2 separate regions of the Mus musculus genome follow, and region 2 is linked to region 1. The links are chromatin contacts, found by Hi-C or POLR2A ChIA-PET in ENCODE. All regions are on one chromosome and are shown on one strand. Each heading gives the region's core, a stretch centred on a gene start or an enhancer-like site at or near the end of the contact. The rest is flanking DNA. Distances are from core to core; before and after follow the strand shown.

Region 1 (3,587 bases), core at 488-2,987:
TTCTTACCTGGCTGTCCCCAATCCCTCACAGCAGCGTTTCCTTCTCAGTGTCCTCTTAATTGTCTCAGACTTCAGCCCCCAGCCTCCGGTAAACTTAAATGCTAACTACCAGCTTATCAAGAAACCAAGTAAGTTAAATGCCTCAATTAGTCAATAACAGAACAAATAGCTCAATAGAGCTCAATAGAGCTAAATAGATGGTCTTTGAGATGAAAAGAGAGAGACGTGAACGGAGGGGGGGGTGGAGGTAGAGAAAGAATATACATTCAAGGTATGTAGCTCTATGTAGACTGCACACCGACAGATAAATGTTAAGATGTTTTTGGCAGGACTAGAACTTTTTTTGTTTTGAGACAGGATTTTTCTGTGTACCTCTGGCTGCCCACCTCTGCCCCCTGAGTGTCAGAAGTCTTTAGAGACAGAGTTTCTCTGTATAGTCCTGGCCTACCTCTGCCTCCCAAGTGCTGAGAAGAAAGGCATGTGCCACCATGCCCAGCCTTCACCAGGAGTATTAAACAGCCCTTAAGGAATTCTGTATACTCTCTGGTAGAGTTCTGGAAGACTAGGCGCTACAGTAGCTTTTTAAAATGTCTTAGAAACAATTTGTTACATTTCACTACAAAGTTGCTTTGGTGAATCCATTTTTTTTTTTTTTTTTTTTTTTGGTTTTTCAATACTGGTTTCTCTGTATAGTCCTGGCTGTCCTGGAACTCACTCTGTAGACCAGGCTGGCCTCGAACTCAGAAATCTGTCTGTCTCTGCCTCCCAAGTGCTGGGATTAAAGGTGTGCAACACCACTGTCCGCCTGTGAATCCATTTTCTTACTAACTTCAGAATGCCTTGTTATAGAAGGTGGTGGGTTGATTGATTTAAATTCATGAATACGATACACAATTAGACTATATTAGGTAAAGCCCCAAATATCCCAAGTCCCCTGGAGTGCAAGTTTTCATTGTAGTCATTCACATGGAGACACAATTTGTTCCAGTTTGAAACCCTGTGTGATGAGGAGTGGACACGGAGTGAGATGATGACAAACAATATTTGGTTGGTGATGGGGTGGAAAAGTAGAATTCCAGAAACGATTGGGATTTATGGTGGAGGCTGGGAGCGAACCCTCTTACTCGGAACAAAATTTGTTTTGTTTTTTATTTTGCTTTTTTATTTTGCTTACCACATGCCAGAGCCTATTCGTGTCTCCTCCGGATGGGTGCTGGTCCATGATAAGTCCCTTCATAATAATCTAAGGAACTCGAGCTGCCCTTACTTCCGACCTCCTTCCTCCGAAGCCAGCTGGAGGCGGGAGCGAGCACCGGGAGGTGGCGAGGCGCTGCCCGCCGTGCGGAGCACACATCTGCCGCGTTCTCCCTGGAGCGTCTGTCAAGGCGTGGGAGGAAAACAAGCTCGGAGCCGCCAGGCTCCTCTCGGGGCCAAAGTCTCCCGAAACACACCGTCCCCGTCCCCACGGCGGTGCGGGCCCTGGGGCGTGGGGAGCGGGGACAACTTCGGGGGAAGTCCAGGACCGCGGCTTGGGGGTCCCCGGAGCGGAGGAGGCGGGGCGGGGCGCTCCGGACCCCGGGCTCCGGCCGCAGTTCTCCCGGCGGCCTCGCGGGGGCGCCGGCGCGGCCGATCAGGTGACCGAGCGCCGGTCCCGGCTGCGGGAAGCCGACTCGTTCTCAGCCGCCGCCGCCGCCGCCACACCTAGCGGAGGAGCCGGGAAAGGCGGCCCGGGAGTGGGGGGTGTACTGGGGCGGAGAGCGCCGCGGGTGGAGGCGGAAGGGCGGCGGGCGGAAGCGAGCGCCGCGGCTGCTGTGTCACGGCGCGGGTGGGCGCACGGCATGGGCGCGCCGCGCTGAGGCGGAGGTCGCGGGCGGGCAGGCGGGCGGGCCTGAGGGAGGCGGCGAGCCGGGGAGTAGCGCGCCCGGCGGCGGTGGCGGCGGCGGCGGCCGCACCATGTCGCGCTCCGTGCTGCAGCCCAGTCAGCAGAAGCTGGCGGAGAAGCTCACCATCCTCAACGACCGGGGCGTCGGCATGCTCACGCGCCTCTACAACATCAAGAAGGTGCGCACGGGCCGGCGAGGCCGGGCGGGGTGCGGCGGGGGAAAAGGCCGCGGGCGCCAGCTCGGCCTGCTCGCGCGGGGCCTCCGGGATGCGCCGCGGCCTAGAGTGAGCCGCGGGGCGGGCAGGCGGGAGCCATTTCCCGGCTCCCGGCGGCGGGAACCGGCCGGGCCGCGCATGGCCGCCGCGGCGCTCTGGTTTGCGGGGAGGAAAGGAGGGCGCGCGGCCTTCCCGGGCTGCGGCGAACGGGCCCGGGGTTCTTGGCTTGCGAGTGTGGGAATGCGGCGATCGACCCTCTGGTCCCCACTTGGCCACTTGATTTTTCGTTCCCTGAATCAAGCCCCTCACCCCCACGACAGCGTGTTGACGTTTGGGATAATTTCATTTTGAAGATGGACCGGAGGGGGAAGTGAGGGTGGAACCGGTTTTCGTCTGAAATACTTGTAGGCTGTGAGTCACTAGAACAGGAATAACCACCTTTACTCCCTACTCCTCCTCATTTTAGTTTTCCCAACCCTATCTGATTAGCACCAAAGCACCATTCCTTAAAGTACAATGGCTGTATAAAATAAAGACCGAGTGTGCTCCCGTTGCTATCTCCTTCGCAACATAGTACGAGGATTTGAGCAACTAGACAGTGGACCCATTGAAAATCTGAGTGTCTTCAGATTAGGGAGTGGAAGGCTGTATCGAAGTGAAGAAAAGTAGATCTAAAGGTGGAAAAGGATTGCCATTAATTTACCTTAGAGGGAAACAACCTCAAATCCATTTATTTTAAGCCTCACTGAATTTGGTAAAGAGAAAAAGTTTCCTTTTGGTACACTTTATACCAGTCCATCCTTGCGGGGTTCTGTGTATCTGTGTCTTTTCTTTAATAATCTTGTTTATAAAATTATATATGTGTGTGTGTGTGTGTGTGTATCTATCTATCTATCTATATATCGTGAAATATACTTTTGACCATATCAAAAGGATATAGGTTGCTTGTGAGTATCCTGAAGATTCTTTTTAAAATTTAGAATCAAAGCATTCCAGTATAAACTTGTTTTATTCAGTTTATACAGTTAGCTTTTGACACTGCAATTCTGAAGCACACTCTCTAAATGAATAATAGTAAACGTTGGGAATGGGATAGCTGTGTTGTTCTGGTTACTCACTTGGCTTTAATGATTGTCTCTACACCCAGCACAGTTTGGAGCTAGGAAGAACCCATTGCGTTTGTGCCATGACCATGACATCCACCCCTTGATCGTAACTTCATGGGGGTTGGAAGAATTAAGCTTGTATACGTTGCAGTGATGAGAGCCTTTGAATTTCACTGCTTAAGAAATTTGGAAATTAAGTTCTATATGCGAAACCCCAGCAAGTCAAATGTTCCTAAAAGCTACCAGACCTGTGGTTTTGTGGTTAGAGGAAATGGTTATGATGGTTTCTAGAAGAGGAAGTGAGAGTAACCTTAAAAGTGATTTGAGTATTTGAGTAAAATACTGTCTTTAATTTGGCCAAGTCACTAAACATTTTTATAGTAT
Region 2 (3,587 bases), core at 383-2,882, 36 kb before region 1:
CACTTTCTGCTTTTCATTGGTTAGAAGATGGTATTTTTCTTTTCTCTAAACTGCAAATTTTATCTGGTCCTATTCATTGAGTCAATCTAGAGAAAATGTATGTGACAGTTCTTAGGATACATGGTGGGACTTGAGTTTTGCCAAAAGAAAAAAAAAAATCACAATGCCAAAACAACCTTATAGGATGTCCCTTCAGTGAAAGCAGACAGGAGCTGGGGAGGTGTAGTGCCATGCACACACACACTACACGCGCATACACTTATGCACACATGCACACAAAATAAACAAACTAAAAAATAATGTAAGCAGATGGGTTTTTGCAGTTTTGAGAGGATAAATGAATTGGAACACCTAATGTAAGTCCAGCCTTAAACAACATAGTACTATGATGGTGTGCAAGAGTCAGTCAGACTTAGACCTAATCCCCTTGGACATCTCTGCTATTTACTGAATCTATTGCCTGTGCAAATTACTTAACCAATATTAATGCCAATTCCTGTTTGTAATATAAAGATAATCCCTATTTGAAGATCTTTAAAACAATTATATGCTGTGTATAGTTCATATTGTGGGTGTGTCTAACTCCTGGTTCTGTGTCCAAGTGTTAATTTCTCATTCATAAATGCACACCAATGCAGACTTATGGAACAGGCTGGTTTCTACAGAACACCATCCCAGATCAACAAGGTAACAAGTGAGTTCTCTTACAAGCTTGTTTCTTTTGTTATCTGTGGGCGATGCTTGTATACGAACTCAGTATTTCCATAGCACAAGAAATAAGACCATCGGGTTCATAGCTATGAAGCAGAAGCCCTGTGTTTAACACCCAAAGACAGGCACCACGAGCAGATGCAGCCACAGGAAGGACGTGTGCCCTCAACATCCCTTCAACAGCCAAGGAGCCACTTGCTTTTTGCATTTTTTTTAAAGGATATAGTCTTTTCTATAATACAAGAAAATACAACATCCCATTATCTTTTAAAGAAAGTTAGAAAAACAGAGGAACATTTCTTCTAAAACTCAATCATCAGGTGTCAAAGTGCTACTATGTTTTCAGAAGAAGGTTGTGCGGGCAGACACGTCCCTATTTTGTTCCTAACCTAAAAAAGTAAACATTTCAACTGTACATCAGGATAGCTGATATTATTGTGCATAGGGAATTAGTGTGCATAGGGGAAGCTGATGGCAAAGGAACCCAGCCTAGGACTCCACAAGGAAGTGGCGAGTCAGTCTACTCACCCAGAAGCAACCAGGGCTTAATAACGCCAACTTGCAGGTCCAAGGTAAGGTCCTGCACATAGCCACAACCACCCCCACCGCTGGGCTCTGTCTCCACAACATGAACTGTGGCATCTTCCCAGGTTTCTATAAGTTTCTTTCCAGTTAGCGTGGTCACCCTGGTGCACTGCTTCCTGAGATTATCCCGGGAGAATGCTTTGATTTCTTGGTTCAGGGAGTGCATTACATGAGCGGAGAAGGAAAAGCAGCAAGCTCAAGAAAAAAGAAATAAAAAACAAAACAAAAAAGGCACTGCACTGCTAGTCAGTCACTAGCCACTTACTGGAGCTGGCCCCTGCAGTGACAACCTCACCCCTTCCAGAGAAGAGCACAGCCCAGGCCTGCTTCCCGAGCACCGTTGTAAGGTGAGAGCTGATTGGCTGCTAAGAAACGGGCGCCGATTGGATGCCGTTTCTCATCTGACGGAAGTTGGGGGTCTTCCGGATCTATTCAGATGCTTTTTTATCTGGGCGTGTCTTCCTTCACTCTTGGTTTTTTAATCTTAGCTTAGTTTTGGACCCGGGGAGCGGGAGTGGGGGTGGGGGAATATTCATTGCTAAGACTCATTTGGAGAGAGCTGATGTCTCGTTTTTTCTGGAAGTGTTAGACTGGTTACGGAGATGACAGCAGCTGACCTCACGGCCTTTTCCCACCCCAGTGTGAGTCTCCTGTGGCTCACTCACAAAAGCCTAAGGCCCCAGGGGCTGCCCCTCGTTTCCTCTGCCTTCACTTTTTTCTCTGCCGTTAGTTCTAGAAGAAACATTGACTAGATAGAACCACTGAGTCTGCTAGTGAGGCTCCAACTGAATAGAATCTACATTAAAAAGTTGTTTTAAGTATATGTTTCTACAGACTAGCAAGGGTTAAAATATATGTGTATTCCTTCTTTTCAACGCCTTATACAGAGTAAATGGTAATAAGTCTATACGTAGTTGGGAAAAGCATAAACATTTACCAAACAGATGAATAGAATGACGATTCTGCTTACAAAAGACGATTGCTTTTTGCAAACGGGGACTGCAAGATTTCAACTGAAATTTTCCTTATTAACCCTTAATAAAATGGAATTTTAAGATCATTTAAGTACAGTGCATAACGTTAAGATTTAGAAAAATGTATTCTTCAGCACTGCATACAAACATTTTGTTGCTTTCGAAACAAAGTTTATGGGCTGAATTTTTGTGCCCCTTCAAAATGAGTTGGAATTATGAGTCCAAGTGTTCAAATATTTGGAGCGAGGACCTCTGGGAAATAATTAGTATTATATTAAGACATACGACAAGGTTAATGGCTTCATGAAAACTGTACTAGATGAAGCAAGATTAAGGAAGGATGTTGGGAGAAGTGGGTGTCAAGGAAGAGGAACAAACACACCAGGAGCCTTGCTTAGGCCAGCACCTTGATTTTGGACTTCTAGGCCTCCAAACCACAAGAAGTAAATTTTTCTTGCTTAAGCTACACAGTTTGTAGTTTTTGTTATGGACACCTGAGATATGAGCCAAAGTTTTTCTCCTTCAAATGGAGTTATCTGCCCACAATATCTACTGGGGATTCCAAAGTGAACTGTAAATTGTTTGCTTCATTTAGTTGACCACAGGCTCCTCAGAAACAGCTCTAACTATAAATCAATCCATGTATCTAACAATGAGCACTTAACTATATACCCAGCACTCTACTAACAAATTTCACATACTTAATGATATGCACTCGGCATATAACAATACTTTAGACATTATGTCATTTTACTTTACCACAAACTATATATATAGTTTACAACTGGAGAAACATGGTTTCTTTACTATGGAATGCTGCACTGCCCTCAAAATTACAGTAACTGTATTAACAAATATTAATTGAACTGGGTGCTGCATGGATTAAATACAGTAATAATTAACTCTGATTAATGCTGATTAATAATTAATAATGTATCAGCATCACATTAAAAAGAGAAATAAGCTGGGCAGTGGTGGCACACATCTTTAATCCCTGCAGTGAGAAGACAGAGGCAGGTGGATCTCTATAGTTCCAGAACAGCCAGAGATACACAGAGAAACCCTGTCTCACAAAAACAAAAACAAAAACAAAAACAAAAACAAAAACAAATAAAGGTACTTCCCTTTAGGGTCCATTGAACCAAGAGTGAGTCCAGATTTGAAATGTACGTCATACCCTCTATGGCTTCCTTCCTCTGTCTGTTGTATGAGTCTGAATCTGTGCCTGACTGGAGGCTGTCTTGCCACTCTGTCCCTGTCCTTGTATCTGTCCCAGTATCTGTATATCTGTATCTGTCTCTGTGTATCTGTATCTGT

The links. Hi-C counts contacts between places; a loop is a spot of excess contacts on that map. ChIA-PET counts read pairs that join two places held with the same protein, here RNA polymerase II (POLR2A).
Region 2: a loop to region 1 is called in a map of heart, with 6 times the contacts of the local background. The contact joins the promoter of Dusp19 here to the promoter of Nckap1 in region 1. A Hi-C loop is called at or near these places in 13 of 37 maps with a recorded cell type or tissue (T-helper 1 cell, adrenal gland, gastrocnemius and 2 more). POLR2A ChIA-PET finds 5 or more read pairs at or near these places in 4 of 5 experiments (Patski and embryonic stem cell).

The regions. Positions count from the first base shown.
Region 1 is chr2:80,579,332-80,582,918 of GRCm38, reverse strand. Nckap1 (NCK-associated protein 1) reads left to right here and starts at 1,737. Exons shown (of 31, transcript NM_016965.3): 1 at 1,737-2,061. The coding sequence starts at 1,954. It also overlaps the pseudogene Gm13688.
Region 2 is chr2:80,615,259-80,618,845 of GRCm38, reverse strand. It overlaps Dusp19 (dual specificity phosphatase 19), which reads right to left and starts at 1,632. Exons shown (of 4, transcript NM_024438.4): 1 at 1,240-1,632. The coding sequence starts at 1,462.